7 separate regions of the Homo sapiens genome follow, and regions 2, 3, 4, 5, 6 and 7 are each linked to region 1. The links are chromatin loops, found by intact Hi-C in ENCODE. Cell type or tissue: heart right ventricle. All regions are shown on one strand.

The links. Hi-C counts contacts between places; a loop is a spot of excess contacts. Peaks named below come from ENCODE experiments on the same cell type or tissue, not always from the same donor. Only the 100,000 strongest peaks of a DNase experiment are listed, where the experiment ranks them.
Region 2: it touches region 1 in a loop (2.1-fold over the local background); 25 of 110 quality-filtered maps call a loop at or near these places.
Region 3: it touches region 1 in a loop (2.4-fold over the local background); 10 of 110 quality-filtered maps call a loop at or near these places.
Region 4: it touches region 1 in a loop (2.6-fold over the local background); 57 of 110 quality-filtered maps call a loop at or near these places.
Region 5: it touches region 1 in a loop (2.4-fold over the local background); 41 of 110 quality-filtered maps call a loop at or near these places.
Region 6: it touches region 1 in a loop (2.7-fold over the local background); 39 of 110 quality-filtered maps call a loop at or near these places.
Region 7: it touches region 1 in a loop (17-fold over the local background); 57 of 110 quality-filtered maps call a loop at or near these places.

Annotation. Positions count from the first base shown.
Region 1 is chr6:137,414,179-137,418,178 of GRCh38, forward strand. It overlaps LOC102723633 (a long non-coding RNA gene), which reads left to right and starts at 923. Exons shown (of 5, transcript XR_943053.1): 1 at 923-1,720. In heart right ventricle, a CTCF peak has its summit at 1,618 (motif pointing left); DNase peaks (open chromatin) are centred at 1,061, 1,121 and 1,603; H3K4me3 peaks cover 860 bases; H3K27ac peaks cover 688 bases; H3K27me3 peaks cover 272 bases.
Region 2 is chr6:137,332,526-137,336,525 of GRCh38, forward strand. No RefSeq gene overlaps it. Among named protein-coding and RNA genes, the nearest start is that of IFNGR1, 120 kb to the left of the region's middle. In heart right ventricle, no CTCF peak of the experiment used is centred here; no DNase peak of the experiment used is centred here; H3K27ac peaks cover 335 bases; H3K27me3 peaks cover 293 bases.
Region 3 is chr6:137,312,347-137,316,346 of GRCh38, forward strand. It overlaps LOC105378017 (a long non-coding RNA gene), which reads right to left and starts at 1,769. Exons shown (of 3, transcript XR_943043.1): 1 at 1,658-1,769. RefSeq lists an enhancer at 2,744-3,344. In heart right ventricle, a CTCF peak has its summit at 2,159 (motif pointing left); DNase peaks (open chromatin) are centred at 1,794 and 2,115; H3K4me3 peaks cover 561 bases.
Region 4 is chr6:137,259,610-137,263,609 of GRCh38, forward strand. No RefSeq gene overlaps it. Among named protein-coding and RNA genes, the nearest start is that of IFNGR1, 42 kb to the left of the region's middle. In heart right ventricle, no CTCF peak of the experiment used is centred here; a DNase peak (open chromatin) is centred at 1,729; H3K27ac peaks cover 2,273 bases.
Region 5 is chr6:137,082,589-137,086,588 of GRCh38, forward strand. No RefSeq gene overlaps it. Among named protein-coding and RNA genes, the nearest start is that of IL20RA, 40 kb to the left of the region's middle. In heart right ventricle, no CTCF peak of the experiment used is centred here; no DNase peak of the experiment used is centred here.
Region 6 is chr6:137,092,448-137,096,447 of GRCh38, forward strand. No RefSeq gene overlaps it. Among named protein-coding and RNA genes, the nearest start is that of IL20RA, 49 kb to the left of the region's middle. RefSeq lists enhancers at 1,873-1,922, 1,943-2,192, 3,600-3,739. In heart right ventricle, a CTCF peak has its summit at 2,099 (motif pointing right); a DNase peak (open chromatin) is centred at 2,074.
Region 7 is chr6:137,269,839-137,273,838 of GRCh38, forward strand. No RefSeq gene overlaps it. Among named protein-coding and RNA genes, the nearest start is that of IFNGR1, 52 kb to the left of the region's middle. In heart right ventricle, a CTCF peak has its summit at 1,940 (motif pointing right); no DNase peak of the experiment used is centred here.

The sequences.
Region 1 (4,000 bases):
TGAGTGGCGTGAATTACTTTCAGCATTTGGCCAAGTCTCTAGCTGCTAGGTCACCATTATTCTATCCTTATGTCACTGCGAGGACATTTACTTTGATGTTTCCTTTGTACCTCTTCGAAGGCAAAATCCTTTAACTTCAGGACGGGAGCCTGCAGCAGAGTTTCAGAAAGAAAAGACACTACAGGTTTGGGGTGGGCAGAGGCCAAAAAATATGGAAAAATGTGCTCCCTCAAGGGCCATTTTTTACTTGCCCTTGTCAAGGCTTGTCTATATCCGAAGAGGTGTGGCAAACGGGGAGCTGGAGATGCCAACCAATTGCCAAGTCTTGTGCTCATTCAGTAGCCCTTTCCAGAACACCCCAAAGTTGCTGCCACACACCAAATTATGCAAATTATTCTGCTTGTGGCACAGATGGTCAAGCTAAGAAATCAGACTGGCCAGGAGCAAGCAGTTAACCGTGGCCAAAGTGGTCTTTTTAACTCCAAGCGATTCATCCATTTGAAACCATAATGTCTCTTAAAGACAAACCTGTTCAAGACCAAAAGCAGAGCAGCACCTTGCTGGTTAATCTGCATGTTCATTTGACCTTGCAGCCAATCGTCTGGGAGAGGCCAGGAGAGAGCAGAGTGCATGGGACTCTGCCCACTTGTTGGGAACGCTGCATGGCCCTCACTGGGCAGTGTCAAAACCGCTCCTGCTGTCTCTACAGCTGCTCTGTTCCAATGACCCCCGGAAGGTTCTGGGGATTGTTAGAAGAGATTTCTATTAATCAACTACAAACCGACTGTTACAATTTCACACTTTTTTCCCATCATTTCACACATTTAATGAATTTGGGTGTCTTTTACATTCAAAACACTTACAATCAGGCCAAAAAAAAAAAAAAAAAACTCACCCAAAAAAAAAAAAACCCTTTCTTTAACACAATAGGCAGTAGCAAGACAGCAAACGCCACTTCAAGACTGAATTTCTGAAACTGGCCCTTTAGCTGAGAGTGGCCATCCTTGCCGGGGCGGGCGATTTACTAGTTTACTAACATTGTTACCAGGCAGCAGCCCTGGCAGCATTTTACTAAATCCTCAACAAGAAAACTCGCAACTCGTCTGAAGTTTCAGTTTGTTTGTTGTTACTGGAGTTATATCAGGGAGTTCTTTTCTATGCCAGACTGGAGTTCAGATTTAAATCTTGCCCAACTCAAAAGCAAGCGCACAGGAAACACGAACCTCGCCGCCGTGAGAGCAGCCTGAGTGAGCCAGCACTCACCAAGGAAAGGGCTGCAGGTTCGCTTGAGAGTGAGGATCAGCCGAATTCCTCACGCTGCTCACTGAGACTTCCCCTCACTGAGACTTCACGCTCCTCACTGTCGGCTATCGGCCGACAGAAGATCTCACATCCAAGTCACAAAGACTCAGAACCTTCTTCAACAAGAAACGTCACTTACAACGTGTTTGCTTCTCCATCTCTAAGCTCAAAGTGCCCCGTTTCTCTACAGCAAATTAGACTTTTTGCCTACTTTGGTGCTGAGAAGCCCAAACTACCAACCAAAGCTTTGGTTTTCTCTGAGGGCTGTCGGTACAGACGAGAGGCCGGGATTGTTCTCTAGCAACCCCTGCCGGTTGACAATAAATGCCAGAAACTGACCCAGAGGCATTAGTTCATCCCCACGTTGGAGGGAAGTAAAAAATGTCAGGCTGAGGGAGAGCAGGTAGCACCTGAACGGGTAGGTGATTTCGTGTCAGTTCATCTTACATCAGCAAGAAAAGTAGGGTCGGATTTGATTTATATCAATATTTGGAGTGATGAAAATAATAGTCTATCAATTGGGGGAAATCTATACTGTATTCCATAGAAGTAATTAGATTTTATTATTGATGACAGACTACTGAATAATTAAAGTTTGCTAATTTTCTCTCTCTTCATTTGTATATTCTTTCTGTTTTTAAACTTTGGCTTCTCTTCACATTATTACTTTGGTGGACTGTGGGCACTTTTGCCTTCGTGGGCCCCTTCCACCATAACGATAACAACATATTATTACATAATTTTAAATATGTCAACATTTTTTTCCTCTTTTAGATAAGGTGTAACAGATTGTTGTGGGCCCTTAAAATTATCGTGGGCACCATGCCTTGGGGCCCAGTGGAGAAGGCGGCTCTGCTCTCTGAAATGTTCCCCTAAGGGGCCTGGAATACTTTTCTTCTTCAAGTTGCCTTTGAGTTTGAAGATGTTTTAGTGCTGCTTTACTCATTAGCTAAGATACTGGTCCTAACATATCTTTACATCTATTTTCTGATATACCGTGCCATATGTCTTTTAAACAAAACACTGCTTCCTGGCAAAGAAGCCACTGAGAGGCCAGTTGTTTGTTTGTGCACAGCTGGGTTTCGTCTTGCCTCTTGAAGGCCTAGGCTTAATTTCCTGAGTGCATTTCACCATACCTGGAGACATTTGGACAAAGCCTCAGACACAACTCGCACGCTCACACCCAGTGCCCATACATCACCAACTTACATTCATCTATTCATTTGTTCAGAAAAAAACCCACCCAGTTTATGTTTTTAAAATTTCCCCCAATTAAACTGCCACTTCTAGGGCTTAAGAAACAAACCCAGGAATTTAATTTCTTGGGAAATTTTTCCAGAGGCAAATCAAGAACGCAGCCTGTCTAGTTCCCTGAGCTACTGACGTTCTAGGAGGAGGGATGATAACGGTTGAAGGGAAAGCCTGTAAAGTGATTGTACTCCCAAGAGCCTGGATGATTCAGCAAAAGCAGGCTAGGAGGCTGTGAGCGCAGAACTATTTTGCCCCTGGAAATGAGACATCCAAATTCAACAGGGACTTTTTTTTTTTTTGTCCTTTTGAGGATGGTTCTCCCTGACAAGAAATACCGGAGAAAAGCACAGCTCCCTTCAGCTGTCCCCTTCTGTGGGTTTTCCCATACGAAACTGTGCCCAGCCTGCCACCCTGCACTTTGTTATTATGACAGGAAAAAATGAATTTCTAATGTGCTACCTCTACCAGCTGCAAGGAGCTTGTGGATCTTCAGTCACTAGGCTCCCCGAGGGGAATCAGCCTGAATCAGGGTGGAAGGCCAGGACAAGGAAGAGCATCTCTAGGTTTAAAAAAAAAAAAAAATCTCTTTCCCTCTGATATTGGCATGAAGATGTTCTTAAGAACAAAGGTAAATTTACAAGCACATGTTGGACAGGAAGGGACAAGCACCAATGTCCCTTGCTGAGCACCTGCCTGTCACATAGATGATTTCATTAATTCTCACAATACTTTCAGAGAGTATTAGTTCCATGTTTATATACTAAGAAACTGAAGGGCAGAGGGAGCCCCAAGTATCCTCCCCAAAACTACACAGTTAGTAAGTGGCTGAACTCCGGCTTTTCCCTCCCTGACTCACTATTTAATAATGTATTGCATTGTAATAAGCAGAAATGAGTTGCTCTCTACCCTGTTGTATGATAGAAACAGCTCAGTCCGTGCTCCTGACAGCATTTGGTGTTTTACTAACATCCACTGAGTCCATGTGTGTGGGTAGGCTCATTTTAGAAACATGCCTAGACCTTTCCAGAATTGGTGACCCATGGAAGTGAGCAGCTACTTAGAAGTCTGATATGAAGAGGAGAAAAAAGGTCTTAGAGGGCACGTATTTCAACTCTTTTATTTTATCTCCAAGGAGACCTTAGTTCAGGCCTTCAACATTTCACATTTGAATGATTCTTAAGTGGTGATTCTGTCTCACTTTAGCTTCTTTTCACACTCAAGGAATATCTCTTAAACTCAAATGGGATCATCTCATTCTACTCCTTTGTTTACTGAATAATTCTACCAGAGTTTTATCATCCATGGCAAATTGCTCTTTGCCCTAAAATCTGTTCTTCCCTTCATCCTGGACATACCCATTCCACCCCCAGCTAGAGACTACATTTCTCAGCCTCCTTTGTGGCTAGGTGGCCATTGACTAAGTTCTCATCCACGGAATGGGACGATG
Region 2 (4,000 bases), 82 kb before region 1:
GTGACAACTATTTAAAAATAAAATACTTTTCCTGCCTAATTGATGTAAAGCACTGAAAATGATCAAAATTCAAACTGAATTTCAATTATTTTTCTGGCACGTACATTTCTCAAGACCATGATGCTTTTTAGCTTTGCTTCATTTTTATTTTCCAATTGCTCTGTGGTCTTTGTATTTTTTTTTAAACAGTAACTTGCATCTTTATTAGTAAAGTTGTAACATTCCAACAATAAGCTGTGTCATTGCTCAAACATTTCCCTGAGTTCCCAATCAGCAGAGTTATGTAAGGTGGCAGGTTAATAAATGCGACACACTGAAATCATTTGTACCAGATTATCTCTCTTTCCAAACTCTGGCAGATGCTAAGTCCAGCTGGTAAAAAAAAGTTTATAGGCGAGTTGGATCTGGGGTCTTCACACACTCCACAATGTTGGCGACCAATGCTTGTTTTAATGAGTCACGGATTGCCTGTTTATCTTCTGCTCCCTGCTGTTTCTGCATTTTCTCTTCCAGAACAATCCTAGAAACACATGCTGCTACAGACGCTGGAGCAATGTGTGTAGACATTTGAGCCAAATTATTATAAAGAACTCTTTCTTCTCTGATATTAAAAAAAGGAGCGAGAATTGCACATTGCCTAGCAAATCGTTATCTCAGATGTTCACTGTGACATGCTCAATATGGCCTACCAGAAAAAGTTGGAGACATTTGAAACCTTAACAACTACACAAAATGACACTGTAATTGGCGGGTTTTGTTGTTCATGTTCTGGCTCAGCTAAAACTGCTCTAAACACTTTGTTTAATGATGTTACATTATGACAACACATGGCTTCTATACAGCAAGTCATCATGTTTAACATGCAACTACACAGGAAAAGAAGCAAGTGGCCAGGAAACAGTACCAGGAGCCACCCTTAGAAGTTCTTTTGTCAAGTCAAAAAAGATTAAGCCTAAAGTTTCCAAAAATGCCACTTCTCACTAAAAGCTCATTTAAGTCAGGTTCCCAAGCCCACTGGTTTAAGGTGACTTCTCAAGAAAAGCTGTTGTTGTGAGGGAGAGAGAGAGAGAGAGATTGAGAGAGACAGAGAGAGAGAGAGAGAGTGTGTGTTAGGGAAAGAGTACGTGTTAACATCACAATATTTAATACTTAATTGAGACTTGGGGAAAAAAAACTTTAAAATGAAAGAAAGAGACATAGGTACAAAATCATGCCTTAATCAGATCACTCGCTGAAATTCAGATATTTTCTTTGAATTAAAAAAAGATTTTAATGTGATAAGAAAATACACATTCTCCTCTAAATAGATTTGTTAGTGTTACATTCTTCCCCATTTTAATAAAGTTTTTGGTCATCTCCTGAATGGTTAACTTTTGCTGTCTTAGAAATATACGATGAAAATTAGACACAACCTCTATCCTCATATATTTTGATTTTTAATGACATAGGGAATTGACAGATAAAAATAAATGTTATATGGATATATATAGAAAAAATGACAGCTGTCAAGTAGATTTGATGAAAGAGTTTAGTTCAAGATTATGATGATAGATTGGAAAATATTTGACACCACCTTTGTGGGAGAATTCTTGTCAGGAGAGTTAGATTTAGGAAAGAAAGAGTTGGACACAAATCTAAAGTTGCATTTGAATGTTCAAAATATTCAGAGAGAAGCCTGGTGAGACTAGAATCTGGGTCTGTGCATGAAGCAAGACATTCTGGCAAGTTGATCTAAGCATTCTCGAAAAGGCTTGCAGGTCATTGCTAAAAATAATCGTTCGTCCAGAAGCAATAAAAAAACGGATGAGTGGTGTGTGGCACAAGGTGAAGCTGTAGTGTACAACATTTTGGAGGAGATAGAAGCAGAAAGCTAGGAAATGTGAAGTCACACAGACTTTAGGTCACACTTAAACACCATTTCGCTATCTCAGAAAATCTGATCTATTTTTCTGCATGTCACTCAATATACTTTACAGAAGCACCCTTGTGATAAACTATTATATATTTTTTGAGTTTCAGAAATAGTTCATTTCTTTCAATAAATCTGTTTTATTTTAAATAAATAAGGATTTAACACAATGTCTTTTATTGCCATTTTAGATGTCAAATAATTTAGTACCCAATTATTGCTCAAGATTTATATACTCACCAGAGGAGTCTGAAATATTGTCTTCCTTTGGTCTCTATCAGGACATTTCTGACTTGTTTCATTGTTAAGTCACCTCAGTTACCTTGGAAGTAGAGAACGGTAGAGAGGATACAAAGTGGGAAGGATCCACCCATTTCCTCACACTTCAGTAAGTTGTACAATAAAAATGTAGTTTCTTTTATTGCTTTAAGTAATTGATTAAATTTTCATTACAATGGACTGATGGATAGAGAGAAAAATATAGTATATTTTAGTCTAGATTAGAAAACAGTCTGTTTCAATAATTTCAGCAGTTGCTTTAAGTGACTCAGTCTCTAGATAAATGTTCAGTATTTCGGAACTCCCATTGCCGCTCCCCAGCATGGCATGTGCATGTGCAAGAAAGAGGGGCTTCCAGGCCCTCATGCTGGAATGGAAGGAGGTGCCTGGTTATTCTCCCCTTGCTGCCCCTGGCTACACCCATCTGTGCCTTTGCCTGCCCTTCTCCGTGTCCTGAAAGGCTCTATTTACCCCTACTGACTCTAGGTCCCTGGCTTTCTTGCTGGTTGGTGTCTGTGGTTTTGGTTAATGGGAGACACCAGCAGGAGCCTGAGGTTTGGAAGGTGAGAGGTGGGAGCTTTTCTTCCCTGCTCGCTCCTTGCTTTGGCAAGAAGTCTCTGGCATTGCTGTGTGTCCCCATGATTCCATGGACTCTGCTTTTTCCTTCTCTGCTCCCTTTATCCCGAAGGGTAAGAAGAGCTTCCTGAAGTGGCTAGTCTCTGGGAACCTCACCATCTTTCTTCAACCTAACATGCCTCCTTTCTCTACGGCTTCCACTTCAAGAGGAGAGCTTGGAATTCAAGTGTCTCGCCATTTGCTTCTCCTTTTCCCCCATAATTCTACTGGGCAAAAGGGCTGGATTCCTTCCTACGTCTGATTTTGGTGGGATTTTGCCCAGCATCATATCCCTTTTGTCTTTTTTCATTTTCCTCTTCTTCCATTTTCCTGGGGCTGTAATGACAGAATTCCTGCTAGAGATTGATGAGAAAGAAGGTAAAAATACATCAATTTAATATTTTCAGAACATTAAGCTATCCAGAAGATTAGACAGTAGAGAAATTTAGTCAGTGGACAAGAAGGAAAGAGTCTAGCATTGAAACTGTAGCAAAGAAATACAACGATTTCTGCTCAAATGCAATATATGTGTTCCTGAAGAGCCTCATGCACTATAAAATTACAAGACACATGTGAAAAAAAAAAACAGGGCTCATGGGAAAAACAGGTGTGGGGCACTTTCTCAAAACCTGTAGAATTTGTAGTCAGAGCGTTAGCAAGCACAATAACAATTGTAACAAGAAAACCAGTGGAGTTAAATGTCCACTGGCCACACTGTGTCACCGTCAGCTGATCTTCTGTGGCCTTACACTCTAGGCTGCTGCTTCTTCCTTTGAAATACCTCATCAAAATTAATAATCTGACCCAAGATGGATATTTCCTTATGAACCCAAATTTTTTTAACACAGATGGAAATTCTTCACAGTTTCTTCATCTGTACTGTCAGGTTCCCAGATCATTTTTTGAAACATAGATTTGTTTAAGAAATTTTTCACGTTGCATTTTATTAAGTCCATGGTTTACATTAGGGCTCACTCTTTGTACTGTACATTCTATGAATTTTGACAAATGTATGATGACATGTATCACCATTACAGGATCATACAGAAAAAATAGTTTCACTCCCCTAAAAATCCCCTGTGCTAAAGTTGTTCATCCCTCATCCTCCGCGAACCCCTGGCAACCACTGATTTTTTTTTTTTTTTTTGAGATGGCATCTCCCTCAGTCACTCAGGCTGTCTTGGCTCACTGCAACCT
Region 3 (4,000 bases), 100 kb before region 1:
AACTTCTTCCAGTTTATTACCATTAGATGATACTCTTTTTGCCCTGTCATATTTCTTCATGACTGTCCACTCTTCATCAAATCTACTATAAAAAACATTCAGGTCCGGGTGCAGTGGCTCACGCCTGTAATCCCAGCACTTTGGGAGGCCGAGGCGGGTGGATCACGAGGTCAGGAGATCGAGACCATCTTGGCTAACACGATGAAACCCTGTCTCTACTAAAAATATGAAAAATTAGCCGGGCATGGTGGCGGTCGCCTGTAGTTCCAGCTACTCGGGAGTCTGAGGCAGGAGAATGGTGTGAGCCTGGGAGGCGGAGCTTGCAGTGAGCCAGGATCCCACCACTGCACTCCAGCCTGGGCAAGAGGGTGAGACTCTGTCTCAAAACAAAACAAAACAAAACAAAAAACATTCAGGTTGAACTGTTTCTTCAGGTCTTCATTTCCTTATGAAGGCTCTGGTATCATGTACAATTTATATTAAACACATTTCTATGCTTTTCTTTCATTACTTTTTTTTTTTTTTGAGACAATGTCTTGCTCTGTCACCTAGGCTGGGGTGCAGTGGTGCAATCATGGCTTACTGCAGCCTTTACCTCCCAGGATCAAGCAATCCTCCTGGATTTTTGTAGATACAGTGTCTTCCTATGTTGCCCAGGCTGGTCTCAAACTCCTCAGATGAAGCAATCCTCCCACTTTGGTCTCCCAAAATGTTGGGATCACAGGTGTGAGCCACTGTGCCCAGCCTCTTTTGTTAATCTTCATTTTGTTATAGGGCCTCAGCCATGAACCTAGGATAAGTAGAAGGAAAGAAATATTTTTCCTCCCTTCCACCCCCTATATTTGCTGGCTCATTTCCCCCACCTTTCTCCAGAGATCACAGATTTTAGCTAATTATGGCTTTTTGCCATTCTTCAGACACGTTCTGCTCTTCCTCATCTCTGAACTTGGTTTTTGTTGATCCCTTTCCTAGAAAGCACTCTCCTTCTTTGCCTCTTCTAGCAAAATCCTACTCCTCTTTCAGCCTCTACTTTGTGAAGAGGTCATTGCTTCTGTCCCTAACTCTCCATAATTTCCAGATGAATGAATGAATGAATGAATGAATGGTTTACTTGACAGTTCAGATTTGTTCAACATGAATTTACTACCTCTTTCCTATAAGTCTATTTTTAAAACTTGTTTTGATTTGATACTCCTGATTGATTAATTAATTTGATTTGTCTTTTTCTAGCTTGGGATCCCCTTCAAGTAGTTCTTGAGTCAATTTTTTCAATATCATGATGAGCATATAATAATATATTATTTTGTAGATATTCTTCATTTTTCCCCATATGTAGGCTGTTGGTTTAACCAATTTATAAGCCCGGTGCTGACCAAGGCTTGAGTCTTTATTTATTTTTGTGTACATTTAGGTTTCCACTGTCTTAAGACTCAAAGCCTAAAATGGGCATTATTCTCTTTGACGAGTCTTCATATATCACATATGCCTGTAATAGTGTGCATTTTAAGGAAACACGGTGGATTTCTTTTTAAGTGCAGATGGGTTATTATTATGGAAAATAAGACAAAAATATCACATTGTATCTTCTAAGAAAATTGAGTGAGAGGAGAAAGTTACTATCTGACTTCGAGTTCATCAGAGAGGCTTAATGACTCACTAGAACAGAGGGCCCACTGGGAATTCTCAGTTCCACTGGAGAAGTCTTATGCTTGGACTAGATCCAGCTGCTGTGGTCTGCATCCCAACTCCACCGATTGGCAGCTATGTGACTGGAGCAAGTGATAAACTCCCCGTGCCTCGGTTTCCTTTTCTGTAAGATTGGGAGTAATAATGGTGTGCACGTCACAGGGTTCTTAGGAGAACTAAGGGAGTAAATATTTGTAAAGCCCTTAGAACAGTGCCAGACACATGGTTAAGTGCTGTAAAGTGTTGTTATTTCTGCTTTAGAATTTCTTCCACTTGTTTTTTAAGTTGGAGAAAAAAAATGCTTGTTCTCACTTTTCTGGGTTTCGACTGGAAGAATTAGAAAACAGTACAAGACTTTGAAGTTCTACACAGGTTCAGCTAACCACCATAAATTGCATCCCTGCCGCCCCCGCCCCTCCCCCTCACAACTATTTGAGGATGCTGCCCTCTCGTGGTCACTCGGCACTGCTTCTATAGCTCAGCCAGTTTGAATTATATCAGAATTTTCTTTGTCTCCACCTTCCTTTAACTTAAAGGCTCATTTGTCAGAAGTTAGAGTATTGCCCTCTGTGCATTACTCAAAGCATATCTGCTAATAACAGAAACAAAGGTGGATTTCAAAAACTTGAATGCCAAATATAATTGTTATTTCAATGGTTAGAAATGATTAGAAAATGATGTATGAAATTACAAAATGTATTGTCTTAGGTGTTTTTACTGATATGTTTGAAAATGAGATAAATAATGGCTAAGTTCACGAGGATCAAGAGGAGATCTCTTTGATAGTGATTTAGGCATTCCTTTTAGGAAAAAAAAATTATGACCTCTATCAGGTATAGTTATATTTCATATTAAAATTTAGATTGTTATATTAAGATTTTATTACTTTGGCAACATATTTTCCAAAATTAAAGAGACAAAACTTACAGTCATTAAAATGATAGCTTATGCTGTGTAGGAAGTCTATTAATATTACAGATTTTATGTTTTTCATGATCAAATTTTCTTTAGTCAGTGCACCAACTGTCTAAACCCTGTTTCTTCAGGAATCTCATATACAGAGATTTATTTTCAGGTGAATTTGTGAAAAATTCTTCTTTGCCAATTCTTTTGATAACTTACATAACTCTGGAGTACAGTTTGAGGAATGCAGCTCATCTCCACTGGGTGAACCATTATGCAATTCCCAGCACCAAAAGAGGAACATCAGAAGATCCGTGACTATTTATTTACACATTTGTTATCGTTTCTACTCGAGAATAAAGAATGAGTTTGAACTCTAAAAGCTCAGCCTGCAGGAAGCCCCATCAGTCTCTCCACACTTCTGCTGTCTTTCCTATTGTAGGCGGAACATTATTCAAACCACAGGCTCCGAACTCCCAGGTAACTGAAGCCAGCAGGAAGCTCTGTTTGATATCAAGTATGTTCTTTATCAATCTTTTTGTTGTGATGGGAAGAAATGAACCAGCTTTACTTTTATCTTGCCCTGTTTTAACATTACCCAGTAGGTGAATGCTTTATTGGTATGCCTTGGCCAAAGTCTTTGATATATACTGATTTTGTGGTCATAAATTTCCCATATTAAAAACATTTTTAATGGTTTTCCATCTACGCATACCAACCATAAAGTTTCACATGTCATGTGCTTTTATTAAAAGTATATTTAAAATTCTGCTGATAGGAGTCACCACATGGAAAACACAACTTGATTTTCCTTATTAGATGCTGGGAGACAGAAGCCCTTCTGCCATCAGACAGAGTCAAACCTAACAATGCAATCCTGAACTTTGGGGTCAACATTGTAGACTCTACTGAACACTCAGTCTTCATGCTTTTTTATGTTAGAAAGACTCAGTGAAATAAGAAAATGAATTGCCTTTATTTTTTTCCTCCGCAAGTAGTTGGTTTTCAATGATCAAGCTAGTTTTGTTTTTTGACACACAGGTAAACTATATATTGAATCTACTCTTCATTCTTTGAAGAATATTATTGTGTCATCTTGTTTGGATTCGGTGTCAGTTTTACAGGGAAGGTACCAGTTTGAGCAAAATATAGACATTTAAAGCAGTACACATGTTTAAAATGATTTTAAACTTGTGTCTTTATCTTTCCTACATCTTTTTGTTCGATGCACGATCGATTTTGGATGTTGTTTGTTCCAAATCCCCAAAATTCAAATAATTGAAGTCAAGGAATTCAGATTTTCCTGACAGAAGAAAATTTCGTGAGAACATTTTACACTTTTATTTTAGATCAACATTACTGACTGGTACCTTTTAGTACCTTTTGTGATTTAAAGCCTATAAATATGTTT
Region 4 (4,000 bases), 150 kb before region 1:
GTGCAGTGGCTCATGCCTGTAATCCCAGTACACTGGCAGGCCAAGGCAGGTGGAACACCTGAGGCCAGGAGTTTGAGACCAGCCTAGCCAACATGGTGAAACTCTGCCTCTAGTAAAAAAAAAAAAAAAAAATTAGCTGGGCTTGGTGGTGCATACCTGTAATCCCAGCTACTCAGGAGACTGAGGCAAGAGAATTGCTTGAACCCGGGAGGTGGTGGCTGCAATGAGCCGAGATGGCACCGCTGCACTCCAGCCTAGGCAACAGAGCGAGACGCTGTCTCAAACAAAAACAAAAACAAACCTCAGACTGGGTAACTTATAATCAATGGAAATTTATTTCTCACAGTTCCAGAGACCGGGAAGTCCAATTTCAAAGTGCCAGCAGGTTTGGTGTCTGGTGAGGCTTGTACCTTCTTGCTGTGGTGGAGCCCTCATGACTTAATCACCATCTAAATGCCCCACCTTCTAATATGGTTGCACTGGAGAATAAATTGCAACATTAAATTTGGAGGGACACAAACATTCAAACTATAGCTGACTTCATCTACATCTCCAGCTGGTGAGGTCTGGAAGAAGTCAGGTTACACATACAGATGAGAAAGCTGAGGGTCAGAAAGTGGAGGTCTGTTGTATGAAAGGAAAATAAAAACCTGGGACCCCAATTCAGTACGCCAAGGGGAAAAATTAAGCTGAAAGCTGACTCATGCAAGCACCTGCCATTCCTTTTGTTCCTAAGCAGATAGCTACGATAAAATATTAAATATCTTCACTCTGTGTTTGAGGCAGGAGAATAGGGTCTGGAGGCAGGGAACCTAATGACTTCCTAGACGTAAATCAAGTGGAAATGCTTCAGCTATGACAGGAAATATTCTCTCCATTTACATAGGGCATACACTGAGTAAATGACTTTGTAACTTCACTTCATCCCCTTCGTTTCCATAGGGCATATACCAAGTAACGAATAAAAACCTCTAAAGGGTATTTAAACCCCAGAATATTCTGTAACGGGGCTCTTGAGCCCCTATGCTCAGACCCGCTCCCACACTGTGGAGTGTAGTTTCATTTTCAGTAAATCTCTGCTTTTGTTGCTTCATTCTTTCCTTGCTTTATTTGTGAGTTTTGTCCAACTCTTTGTTCCTGGACACCTTCCACTGGTAACATGTTCACCTTATCTTGTGTAAAGTGTGGATCCACTGAGGGCAAGACAAATACATAATTGACTATTCCCCTACCTGATCCTTTTGTCTTGCAATATGTGAGTTCAGTCACATGCCCATACCCTCTCTATTCCTTCTCCAGCTTGCTTTTCCTGGTTAAATTATTGAAGCCCTTAAAATCATCTTTGGAGAAAGGCACAGACCTGTCTCCTGGGTGCATCCTCAACCTTGGCAAAAAAAACTTCTAAATGGATTGTGACTTGTTTCAGATACTTTTTGGTTTACCGTTGTTATATGTTATCTAAGCTAACTCAGCTCTTTAGCGGAATTCTAACCCAGGTATGCCTAAATTCAAAATGTGAGGTTTTTCTGCATTATAGTGAATGACGGATATCAAGGCTTTTCTGATGACTTTGAAAAATAGTTGGATAGGCCAGACACAGTGGCTCACACCTGTAATCCCAGCACTTTGGGAGCCCCAGGCAGGTGGATCCCAAGGTCACGAGTTTGAGACCAGCCTGGTCAACATGGTGAAAACCCATCTGTATCAAAAACACAAAAAATGAGCCGGGCGTGGTGGTGGGCCTGTTGTCCCAGCTACTTGGGAGGTTGAGGCAGGAGAATCACTTGAACCCAGGAGATGGAGGCTGCATTGAGCCGAGACTGCACCACTGCACTCCATCCAACCTGGGCGGCAGATGAAAGAGTTAAACTCTGTCTCAAAAAAAAAAATAGAGAACAGAACATTCTCCAGTTATGGCCTCATTGTTTTGTTTGTTCTTGGCAAAGTTTCCACTGACATAACTCAGTAAACTTTTACATCTGAGTTCAATGGAGTGTTTTTAAATGGTTGTGGACAAGAGGTTCGTTCATTGTTGATGTAGAATTGAGTACAGAATATACTTTGCTTAAATTACTTTCACTATTTTTTCTCATAATATTCTTGAAAGTCATCTATTAATGCAGTTCTTACATAAAAGGAAGAGATAACTAAAAAGGATATAGAGCCAGGAAGTAAATTGTTTCCCCAAACACTTCAAACAATTTAAATGTTCAAATATAGAGTTATTTGTGAATTTGCAAAGTAGCAAATCAAATGGGTAATTCTCAAAGCCTTGTGTTTGAAGTGATGAGAAGCAAAGCCTTTTCAAGTTTATGTAAATAATTGACCACTTCCTTGAAAAAGTTTTAAGATTTCTCTAGAGACAAGGTGAATCATATCAAGTGGCCTAAATAAACTTTAGTTTTGAATGAGCAAATAGCTCAAGGCAAGGTGGTGGTTTTACCAAAGTAAAAAAAAGAAGAAGTTGTCAAGAATGAAGCTTGCCAAAAAATTTTCAAAAACTAAGATGGCAAGATTTTCTTTGGAGGGTTATGAAATGTTCTGAAGTTAGACAGTCTAGAATTAGATGGTTCAACAGCTGAGTGAATTTACTAAAAACACTGAATTTTACACTTTATCAGGGTGAATTTTATGTTATGTTAATTAAATTTCGGTGAAGCACTTATTAAATGAAATTGTAATAAGAGGATGTAAGAAGATTCAGTCACAAAATATACACATATACCACACAAATTTAAAATGCTTTTAGCTAAAATATTAAAAGACAAGCTAGTCACTTTGGAACCCAAATTCATTGTCTGAAAGATTTTTAAAAATCTTAAAGAGAAAGAAATGAAGATAAAGCAATCATGAGTGAAAAAAATAAACAAACTTGGATGATATAACCAGAAATAACACATAAATGAAATAATTTCAGAAGAACAAGATATATGCACTTTAAAAGTAATATGGAAAAGCAAGGGACCCAGAATAATCAAAAGAATCCTTAAAAAGAGGGACAAAATTGGAGGACTCACATTTACTTCAGAACTTACTACAAAGTTACAGTAGTCAAGCCAGCATGATACTGACATAAGGATAGACACATAGATCAATGGAATACAGTCAGTCTAGAAGCCAGCCTACATATGCAAGACATTATGGAGGGTCTTCAAAAAATTTAAAAATAGAACTACTATGTGATCCAGCAATCCCACTACCGGGTATATATCTAAAGGAATCGAAATTGGGATTTCAAAGAGCATTTGCACTCCTGTTCATTGCAGCATGAACCTAAGTAACCTAAATATTCATCATGGATGAATGGGTAAAGAAAATGTGTTATATATATACAGTGGAATATTGTTTAGCCCTAAGAAAGAAGGAAATCCTGCCATTTGTGACAACATGCATAAGCCTAGAGGACTTTATGCTAAGTGAAACAAGTTAGACACAGGAAGACAAGTACTACTTGATGCCACTTACATAAGGAATCTAAAATAGTTAAACTTGTAGAAGCAGAGAGTAGAATGGTGGTTGTCAGGAGCTGGGGAAAGGGGGATATAGGGAGCTATTAGCCAAAAGTTGCAAAGTTTCAGTTATAAAAGATGAGTAAGTCCTAGAGATCTACTGTATAACATAATACCTATAGTTAACAAAACTGTATTACATCTTAAAAATTTGCTAAGTGGGTAGATCTTATGTTTTATCACATACTACACACACACACATGCACACACACACATACACAAATAATTATAAATATAGAGGGTAGGAGGAAACTGTTTTGGAGGTGATGGGTATGTTTAGATTGTGGTAATGATTTCACAGATGTATATTTAGCCTCAAACTCATCAAGTTGCATACATTAAATATGTACAGCTTTTTGTATGTCAATCACACCCCAATAAAAGTTTTTTTAAAAATCCTGCACACACACACATATATACATGTGTATATATGTATATAAATATATACATGTATATAAATTTATTTTAGATAAGATTGCCGAGACAATTCC
Region 5 (4,000 bases), 330 kb before region 1:
AGAAGAAATAGGTTTGAGGATGCATCTTTCAGGTCAGTTCCAGAAGGTCGGGAGGTGCAAATGAGCTGAGCTGTTGATTCAGTTGAGATCATTTTGATGAGTACATGCTTGCATGTGGGTCTATAATGTGGTTCATCTCCATAAAATCCCAAGCTTTATGGGTTTGAAAGCATTAACTCATGTCTTAGAAACATCCCACATAGATTATTATAATTCTTGGTGCGCTGCCTGACCATCTGCTTACCTACAGGAATTACAATCACATGTAATGGCCCTGCGCAAATCTAGGCTCAGAAAAGAAATATGAGAATACCTGAGTCCTTTTCTGTTCTGTTGAAACAGCACTATTTTTTACACCCTGCTCAGCATAATAATGAAAAATGTGTTAATTTGTGACTTTTCTTGCTTCAAAATGATGAGAATAGGAAAATACTTAGTTATATACTTTTTCCTCTTGTTGTTCTATGAGAATATATTGATCATCTCATGCAGCATCCCTCCCTTCTTTCCTTCCTTCTCCACAGATATTGTATTGACAGCTGTTAAGTGCTGGCACTGTGCTAGTCTGCAGGACACAGAAGCAAACAAGCAGTCACAGCACTTGCCCTTATAAGCATCACACTCTAGTGGGTGAGACAGACATTAAACATAATTTCACTGAGAACCTTGGGATTACACTTGTTGTGAGTGCTATGTTTGAAAATTCCTGGATGCTGTGAAAACAATGGAGGGGAAATGAGGAAGAATAATTTATTAGCATTTTCTTACATGAGATTATTTTTCTTGTTATTTTGTTGTCAGAAAGAAACATTACAGAATTCAACAGGCCATCTCTCATGGCTTTCTTTTCTACTTTCCTCTCCACTTCTTGGCCATTCTCAACAATTGCCTGTGGGTGTTTTGAGCGAATGTAATTTTATGGGCAAATAGTTATAGTTCCAATTCCTTTACTTAGTCTAAAAACCACTATGCACCTCCGTCCCCCGAAGCTGACATTTTAAAAATTAGTATTTATGTTTTTATTCTATTTTTCTTAGACACACTCCTAATATTGTCTTGTTTAGGTGCATGTATTTTTCAAATACTGCTAGCTTTCAACTAAAGACAGAAGTCTAATTTCCATCTAAGCTCAAAGAACTTCATAAGAGTTTTATCTTAAAAAACAATGCTGATCTTAGCAGGTAACTAGGGCAGGCCACAGGGAGGAAATGAAGAGGGATTCAGGCATTCTGGTGCTGGGATAAGGCATGGGAAAGCAGAGAATGAGTTGGTGCAAATCCCAGGCCCTAGCATTGTGTGGGTGATTCTGGTACTCTAAGGTTTGGCTTTGAAATGTGGCTATAACCTTTTAAAAAAATTTTAATATTTTATTTAATCCAATATATCAAAAACATTATCATTTCAATATGTTAGCAAAATAAAAAACTATTAATAAGATATTTTGCATTTTTTTCATACTAAGTCTTTCAAACTAGGTATAGCTATGAAATTTTTTTCCAGCTGGCTTCACTTCCTCTTTGTTTACTTATAGAAGATCTTCCAAAGTATGCCTGTGAACATTAATTCTGTGGAATGTTAACTAGTGTTAGATGAAAAAAAGAAAAAATAAAATTATTTATGGTCAAATACATTTCCTTTTCTTTTCTTTGTTTAAGATAGGGTCCTGCCCAGGCTGCCCTGGAACTCCCAGGCTGGAGCAATCCTCCCAGTTCAGTCTCCCAGATAGCTGCGCCTACAGGCACGGGCCCCCAGGCTAAGCTCCAGCGAGTTTCTTTACTGCAAGACTTTTCAGAAATTTTAAAATCCAAAATGCATTGTGAATCATCAAGAGAGGAATCCGAAGCAGTTATGCTCAAATCTATTTGATGATGAACCTCTTTTTTACAGAACATCTCCTAGGACTAGTATTGCTTGCAATGAAGTTTGGAAAACATTAGGCTTAGATTACTTTCTAAAGAAATTTATTCTTTTGAAGATACCAACGGATGTCAGGGAAGATGCTTCATAACATGTAGCATAGCAGAGAAGAAAATGGGTCTGGGATGAAAGTGTTGTTACAGATAATCCACAAAATGGCTAATTCATAGGGAACAAAGTCATTTAAAGAGCTGACAGTTACTATGATTTAATTGCACAATGGCATGGTGAAGATGAGCACCAGTGTAGTTTTTATCTATACTGTGAGATTTGGTGATAGCAATTCATCACTAGTTCTTTTAGGATCCATTATGTGAAGTTAGAATCATTTTGGCTTAATTCTTTTAATCCACCAGAGTTGATTTTTAAAAAATTCTTTTTTCACTCATTTGGTTTAAATATCACAAATTTGTAGTATTTCCATCCTTCTTTTACTGGAATGAATGTCCTGGTTAGGATATGGCCTCACCAGAGATGAATAAAAGTGAAATACAACTAAATGCTGCATGATTTCATAACTCTGTAAAAACATATCGACCAATTTGAATTGCTCTATGAAGATCACTTTCTGTTTATTTCAAAACCAGCTTTCCTAATTACTCTCACTTCTATTTTCAGTAGGACTTTATGACGTCTCTTTGGATTCTAACAAATGTTGTAATTCATTGCCAACTTCTTTTTCCTAATGTACTGATAGAAGTAAAAAGTATAGTTGTACTTTTTTTCCTCTCTGGCATCTGAAAATAAAGTTTGCATTCTCTTTCTGAAACTAGATTCTTAAATCTACCTTTCTTTATCATCCTTTAACACACTGGCCATATAGTTAGAAAATTTACTTAAAACACAAAGTATAAACACATTTCAGATAGATGGAACTGTCCCCACTTGAAGTTAAAAACAGGATCCCAGCTCATATTGCAGATTGAAGGTGAGAGATGAATGAGGAAGTAGAATTGAGAGAAATGGGTTTTGATTTTGACATTAGAATTCAAAATTCTACCAAGTATGTTCAAATAGAAATCATGTTTAAAAGCTATAAGAGTAAAAGGGAACTTCACATTAAAATATTTTTGTAAAGAAATGAAAATGCATTTGTTCTCATTCAGTTCTGCTTTTGAATTCTTATGTGACCTTTCCTGGATCCCTCTGTGCTGCCCAGACATAGGAAATATTCTCTCTGTGAAATGGATAAAGCCTTCCTCAACCCCACAAAGTTTAATGAATCATTTATTACGCCTCCACCTTTTTGCTAAGCCCTAGAGTAATTAATCTTTGTTTTTAAAGTACTCTAAAATGCTAGGTCATAAGGTGTACCAGATTAATAAATTATTGTAAAGCATTTGTAAATAAGGAGGTCTTGTCTAAACATTACATATTATAAGAATGGGATGGAAGTGAAGCTTAAGATCACCTCTTCCTGGGGTGTCCTCCTATCAACCCAGCTCTTGGAATACTCGTCCTTAAATTGTCAGATTAGGTTTCTCAGTCAGTTCAAAAGTGGAATTTCTTCCTTTTCTTCTTAAATTTCATTAGGATGTAATTCCGATCCTAATATGTTGATTTTTCAGCTATAAAGAAATTCAGACATCTATTCAATAATTATGGAGAGGCAGATTATTTACCCACATGGCATTCTCTTCATTTCTTTCCTGTCCACTGAGTGAGGAAAAACATCTCCATATATGGAGAGGGTGTCTCTTAGTGTTGGGTTGGGCAGGTGGCTGATTGAGCATATGGTTTGGGACCATGGCTTGGGGAAGCTATGATTCATAGAAGGTGAGCACTCAGGTACTTGAAAATGATCATTCATTCACTCAGTATAGATTGAGCACCTACTCTATATCAGACAATATCTTTGCAGGGTCAGAGACCTGAACAATGTGAAATAGAGCTAAGGTTGAAATTGTTATCCATTGCCAGAAGGCCTGGATATTTCCCAGGAGTGGCTTAGAACAGATAGAGGGGTTTATAATAATGATCTGAGTTTGTTTCAGTCCTCCCCTGCTGTTGGGCTTCCAGATATTTAAAGAGCTGGTACTTTCTGCTCTGAGTAAAGGTTTTGATTAAACTGGGATTGTAACTG
Region 6 (4,000 bases), 320 kb before region 1:
GTGCTTCCCCACCTGGTGGCTCTGAGATCTTAGCCAAGCACTGTACCTTCCTGGGGCTGCTGTAACAAAGCACCACAAGTTGGGTGGCTTAGAACAGCAGAAATATGTCGTCTCACAGATCTGCGGGCTGCAAGTCAGACCATGATGTTAATAGGGTTGATTCCTTCTGAGGGCCACCAAGGAGACTCTGTTCCAGGCCTTACTCCAAGCTTCTCGTGGTTTGCCAGCAATCTTTGGCATTCTTTGGCTTGCAGCAGCATAATTCCAGTCTTTTTTGTGTGTATGACAGGGTCTCTCTCTGTCGCCCAGGCTGGAGTGCAGTAGTGCAATCTCGGCTCACTGCAACTTCTGCCTCCCGGGTACAAGCGATTCTCCTGCCTCAGCCTCCCGAGTAGCTGGGATTATAGGCACCCACCACCATGCCCGGATAATTTTTGTATTTTTAGTAGAGACAGCATTTCACCATGTTAGTGGGGCTGGTCTCAAACTCCTGACCTCAAGTGATCTGCCTGGCTCGGCTTCCCAAAGTGCTGGGATTACAGGCATGAGCTACCGTGTCTGGCCATTACATGGTATAATCACTGTGTGTGTGTGTCTGTGTTTTCACATAGCATTCTTTTTGAAGGACACCAGTCATATTGGATTAAGGGCCCACTCTACTCCAATAAGACCCCATCTTAACTAATTACATCTGCAACCATCATATTTTTGAATAAGGCCGCATTTGGGGTACTGGGAGTTAGAACTTTAACATATGAATTTTGTGGAGACACAATTCAACCTTTGAAAACAACAGATTTAACATCTCAGTCTTCTCATCTATAAACCAGGGATATTAGTAACATCCACATTGCAGAGTTGGTGTAAAAAAGATTCAGTCATTTCCTAGACAACCGCTGTAACCAGCTAAGCCTTGAAGCCACATGCTCAGTCATTTAGAACATGTTAAGCACATCGAGACATCTCTGGCTCACAGCTAGCAGCTGGTAAATGTGAGCCATCATTATTTTTCACAACTACATGTGCAGATTTTGACCCTGGGAGAATTTTTTGTTCTAGATTTACACACTAACACCCCTCCCATCTGACCTTTGACCAAGGTTTTTACTACACGTATAAAAATAATAATATAAAGGAGTATGAGCCAAGTACTAAAGTCCTGAGGAGGTGATATCTCTGTGTGCCAAGCAGTCACGGAAGCCTTCATGGGTGATGTTAGAAGACTGTTTTAGTCTGTGCTTGCACTACTATCAAGAACTATCTGAAACTGGGCAATTTATAAAGAAAAGAGGTTTAATTGGCTCATGGTTCTGCAAGGCTGTGCAGAAAGCATGGTGGCTTTTGCTTCTGGGGAGGCCTCAGGAAGCTTCCAATTGTGGTAAAAGGCAAAGGGAGAGCAGGAGTCTTACATGGCTGGAGCAGCAGCAAGAGAGAGGAAGTGGGGAGGTGCTGCACACTTTTAAATGACCAGATCTCATGAGAACTCACTCACTATCATGAGAACAGCACCAAGGGGATGCTGCGAAACTACTGACAAGAAATCGCTCCAATTGTCCAATCATCTGTCACCAGGCCCCACTTCCAACACTGGGGATTACAATTTGACATGGGATTTGGGTGGAGACATGTATCCAAACCATATTACAGACCTTGAAGATGGGGAAGGGGATTGAATCCTTTGATCAAAATCCCATTTTGTGCCTCTGATTTTGGGAAAAATTACTGATCTTCCTTGAACTTCAATTTCTCTATAAAATGGCAATAATATAGTTGTTGCATTGATTAAATGAGACAAGGTAAAGTGTTTGTCAGATGCCCCAAACCCAATAGGTGCTCAGTGAATATTTTTTAAAAATATAGAAGTTATGTTGTGGGCAAAGACTTGGGCAAATTATTAGGAACAAGACTGTAGCTTTTGGGCAGAGCACAGTTGGACTTACTGGCTCAGTAATTCCACATTTGAGTAGAACAACAACTAGTTTCTCAATGATGACACATCAGGATCAAACACCCGGGGGACCTCTCCTGCAATTGCTGTTCTCTTTGAAGAAGCTCCTTTTAAATAGAAGACAGTACCTTGAAATATGGCCACAGGAGGTCAGTAGCGTGCTGTGGTTCTACGCAGAAGCAAAAAAACAGTCCCCTCTAAGCATCTTTAAGCCATAAATTCCTTGTTGTAAACTAAGAATATGTTATTCCTTCCATATTTTCAGATAAATTGACAGCTAAGCTTAAAGAAATTATGCTTTCAGCTTGTAATATGGAATAGACAGGCACTAACTTATTCTTAAAGACTCTTATTATGACACGGCTGTGTTTGAAGAAATGGTTTTGTTTTGTTTTTTAATGAAACCTGTGTTTTGGTCAAGAGTGTTACCACATTCAGATCACAACTTTTCTAAGGAAATACACTCAAAGACACCTAACATTTGAGTGAGATTAATCATAATGTAAGATTTCTGTGATGTGTGCAATGGGGCTTCAATATCTTAGATCTCACCATGATGGGCAATTGCTTGTCTTTTTCGAGCCTTGATTTCTCATCTTTAAGACAGGAGTGACGCGGCTGTTGTCATAATTAAGTGAGGAAATGTAGTTAAAGCACCGACCACCAAGCCCTAAACATTTTGTGCTTCTGGATGCCCAGTATCCTTCCTGTTTGGGGAGAATCTGAAGATGGGTGAGGGACAGGGCTTGTCCCTCGCCGCAATGGAAGTCAAAGGGGGACGATCTTTCTTCGACTCTTTGACCCCTGGCTGCTGGAGCATGGTCATGTGACCAAAGCGTGGCTGGGCATCTCAAAGGCTCAGCCACTTGCATATTATTTGTGATGTCAGGTGTAGGCTAGTGGCGTAATAGCAAGCACCCGGGATCAGCAGGTCCCTGCAGGATGTTGGCGGGGCTTTGCCTACCTTCGTTTCTGCCTAAGTATGCTGAGTTTTCCCAACAACGCTGGGAGCTTATTTATATCCTTCTAACAAATTCAGGTTAGCCAGAAAATCTACTGTTGTTTGCAACCCAAAACACTGAAGAGTGTAAGATTCAAGTTTAAGTTTATGGTAAATGTGCAAAATTACTCGTTAAAGGATTCTGGCTGGTATATAATAGAGTTTTCTCCTGAGGTTTTTTCCACAGTACAATCGATGATTGTAAAAGAAAAGCTGAATAATTGAAAAAAGGCCTAGTGTTTTGACATGACAATAGAAATAATATTTACTAGACACAGAGAGCAGGGTTTCAACCATCCTGTAATTGTCAGCCATGCAGCAGGGCTGTCTGAGGACAGCTGTGCATGTAAATCATCACTGGTTGCCTGGATGAGATAACTAGGTTACTGGTGGCTTCCCCTTCTTCTGGCTTCAGAGGTTGCACCCAAACTCAGTTTCCCATGGGCCCAGTGACTTCCTCTCTCATATCCTCCCACACCAGACCTTCAATGAGACTAAATGGAAATATCTCTGAAATCCACTGATGAGAGAGCAGTAGAACTAACACTGTATATATGTGTGTGTGTACATACTTCAGTATGAAAACAGGAATTCCTATGCATAAATGGCATAACAACACCATATGGCCCCTCACCAATGCATCAGAAGGTAAATAGCTTCTCTTCAGATGATGTTAGAAGAATCATTTGTCCAGTTATTCAAGTTAAATGTCATTTACTTTTGAAATGTTTCTTTGTGATTTAAAGCCTGTCACTAAAAACAAACCCCACACCACCACCACAAAACAAAAACCAAAAAATAAAAGCAAACCACTGCTCTTTGCTTCTCAAACTCTCTCACTGCCTGATATCACACTCACCAGGAAATTTTCTTGGTGATAGAACTTCCATTTCCTCACTGTCTCCCTCACCACCTACCCTACCTCCCATCAGCCCTGGCCTTGGGAATGAAGTGGTCAGAGAAAATGATCTCCTCATAAATGTCTGATGAAAATCGGCTTGCCACCCTGTAACATGGGAAGACATTTGTATCATCTATATTCTAGGTTGATC
Region 7 (4,000 bases), 140 kb before region 1:
TAACAAAAAGAAGAGGCGGGGAGTTTTTATTTGGCTGGAGAGTAAAGGATGGGGAGTTACAGGAAATCTAGGGGAAAAAAGTCTGTTTCTTCAGTCTGAGATAACACCTTGAGCAACCAGACTTCTTGGCATCAGCAGCTGGTCACGACATCCCTCTAGGCATTCATTCTTTCTGCAAACTTTTTTTGTGACACTGGAGTTATCTCCTGCTGCTTGGCACAGGAACGGTACATCTATAGTTTATAATTACATTGTGGGAACAAGGAATTTTGGGCAAAAAGCAAGTGGTTAACATTTGCAAGCAAGCAAGGGCCTAATCAGAATTCTCATTATTTCAGATACTAAAAAATGCTGGGGTGCTGAAATCTCCAGTGGCCCAATTGCAAGCTGTCCCAGGCTTAAAATCAGCTTTGCCCTAGACTTAAAATCAGCTATTTCTCTGGGGAGCCCTAATTCTTTTCAATGAGAAGTGAGTTTAGAGACATAATCTAGGTGATATGGGTGCTCATTGCTATTGGGCTGTCAGTGCTTCTAAACATTTCAGTCAACAGAGCTAAGAAATACATGTTTTTTTAAATAAAAAAGTGTTTTCAGAGTTTATAGTAATTTCTTTCTTGTTTCTAGTGGGGTTGGACATAGTAATATTTTTAATTCAGATTAACAATATAAGGTTTCTACTTAAGTTCTTTAATTTTTTTTCTTGTCTTCCTTTTCTCTTACACGGAAAATCTTGATTCCTACCAACATTAATATAGTTACCTATTTGCTTTGTCCTATAATGTGTATAAACTAGTTAAAAAATATAAAATCCAAATGAAAATTACTCAGTGAAGTTAAAACAATGTTACAGTTCTTTTTGTCATTAATCCTACTAAGACTTTATAGCTAACATAAAGGTAACCAGATATAATTCTTTCTTCTGTAAGGTCATGTTACCACCTTCATGATATTCCATTAATGTGTTAATTTCAGTTTATTTTTATGTTGGGAATTGATTGTTTTCTTTTTAGATTAATTTTATTTTTTGAAAGTGTAAAACAGGCACATAGAAGGGAACAACACACACTGGGGCCTATCAGAGGGGGGAAGGTGGGAGGAGGGAGAGAATCAGGAAACTAATGGGTACTAGGCTTAATACCTGGATGATGAAATAATCTGTCCAACAAAACCCCATAACACAAGTTTACCTATATAACAAACCTGCACATGTACCCCTGAGCTTAAAAATAAAAGTTAAAAAAGAAAATATAGAACATTTGTAAGATTCCAAATGTAAAAGGTTTATATGATTCTGAAGTCGTATGTAACACACCATTCAGAAAAGTCTTGCTTCCATCACTAACCCTTCCCCCATTCTCTCTCTCCCCGTGCACGTAATCACTTTCAAATACATTTAATTTAAATTTCCAGTATCTCATTTTGAAAATATAAACATGTATGTGTGTACTTATGCATATTCTTAAATGGAAAAAGCAAGATAAGTTTTGTGCATGCTATAATGCTAACTTTCATGTAAGAAAAGAGGAAAATACTGTATCTTCTATGCCCAAAATGAATAATGCTAGTCATTTTTCAGTTCCCTAAATCAGCAATGATGAGGGTTGCAATAGAAGGTGAAGCAATTAAATTGAAGTAACTGTTGGTAATTCAAACAAAAGATTCATCTTGCATTAATTACCTGAACTATTTGAATTTGTGTTGTAGTCTGTATTTCTATTTGTTTTCTGCTCCTAAAATTGAGTTTCTATTTACCATAAGCAATACTATATTTACTTTACATGTCTTTATAATGCTTGAATTATTTCAGACAAATTTACTTTCTCTTTGCCTCAGTTTCCAAATGTTGGATTGGACAAGAGGTGACCTTTTAAGTCGTCTTTCAGCTTTAGCATTGTTCTAAGCGAGCTGTCTTCACCCTTGTAATAGCTGCCATAATCCACTAGATGTCAATGCAACATAGCAACCTATTTTGGGCATTTAAGCCTCTATATCCTAGGTTTAAAACCAGGAGAAAATTAGAAAATTTTATTGATCTGTTATTTATTTTTGTTAAAAGTACAGTACTCTCTTAAAAAAGATAATACGTAATCCTGTTCTACCTAAAAGAATATAAACAACTCCAATAGAATTAATATTTTCACAGGTATCATTTTTCCAGTGCTTAAGTTGAAAAATTCAGTTTTCAAATCAACATGTATAGACTATTCCCTATAAGAGTAGTGGAATACAGAATTGAAAAAAATTTTTTAGTCATTGTATAACATTGTAAGATTTGGCATATTTAGGAGAAAAGAACGAAATTTGTTCAATATAATCCCAGATAATGGTGATCGTTGTCAAAATGGTATGATGTTTAGAGCTAAATTGTTTCTTTAGTGTGAAATTATTTATTACATTATTAATTTAATAATCTTCTTGACAGATTTTTAAGTCCCTCATGAAAAATTCAGAATTATTCTGCAAAGAAAAATGACATTATTTCTCCTCCTTGAAAAAAAGAGATGAAATAAATTTTAATACAGAATGATGTTATGTTTACATCGTAACATTGGAAAAAGTGGTTTATTTTTTCATTAAAACTTTAAATGTATCAGGGAGAGGAAATTGCTGGTGTTGCAAGGTTGTCAGTTTTTAAAAATTCTACCTTTTGCTTATGTTCCATTATAAATAATATGCTTAACATGTTTGGATTTCAAGGGCATTTTTTTTCTCTCTCTCTCTCTTTTTCTCTCTCTCAGCCTATAATTTTTCCTATCCAGGGATTGTGAAACCTAGGAAATGCCCAACAGTAAAAGGAATAATGCGAGTCATTTCTCAGTTCCCTAAATCAGCAATGATCAGGGTTGCAATAGAAGGTGAGGCAAATAAATTGAGATAACTGTTGATAATTCAAATAAAAGATTCATCTTACATTAATTACCTGAACTATTTGAGTTTATGTTGTAATCTCAAATGTAAACTGCTGATAAGAAAGTTTTCAATGTCGAATTATTTACTTTCATTAAAGTCAGAATAGTAATCTATACTCAGTAAGATTAGTTTCTATCTGCTTCAACAAATCGAAGTCTATATTTTTCATTTTTTCTTTGTCAACCTATGTCTAATTATGGTATTTCTTTAGAAGCAGAATTACTTAAGAACTATGAAATTTTTGAGATAATTGTCAATTTCCTTTCCTAAAATTAAGATCAATTTACAGTCTTACAAATAACAGATAAGTGCCTGTTTTAGTTGAGAATTAACAATTAAAGCATATTTTGCCAATTATACAGATTATAAATCATACCTTATTGTGTTTTTATTGCATTTTTCTTTATTAGTGAGTTTGGTCATTTAAAAATATATTTATTGCGGCCGGGCATGGTGGCTCATGCCTGTAATCCCAGCACTTTGGGAAGCCGAGGTGGGCGGATTGCCTGAGGTCAGGAGTCCCAGACCATCCTGGCCAACATGGTGAAACCCCTTCTCTACCAAAAATACAAAATCAACCGGGTGTGGTGGCAGATGCCTGTAATCCCAGCTACTCGGGAGGCTGAGGCAGGGGAATTGCTTGAACCAGGGAGGTGGAGGTTGCAGTGAGCCAAGATCACACCACTGCACTCCAGCCTGGGCGACAGAGTTAGACTCCATCTCAAAAAATATATATATAGCAATTAACATTTTCCCATTTAGAGCTTTTTATTATAAATTAAGAATGAAACCTCTTGTCAAAATTATTTCTATCCAATTAAAGATTTACTTTTACATTTTATTATTTTGTGCTTTTTTAAATGTACAGAAGTTTTGATTGTATTACGTCATGTAATCTCTTTCATCGCCTTTATCTTAGAAATGTCTTACCTTCATATCAGTTAAAAATACACATCTGTTTCATGCAGTATTTTAGAATTTCATTGTTTATACTAAAGTCTTTAATAAATCCTTTAGTACAGTATAAGTTGAGTGCTTATCTTAATTGTTCTTGAAATAGATAATTTTTTAAAGTTTTGTTGAATAAGTA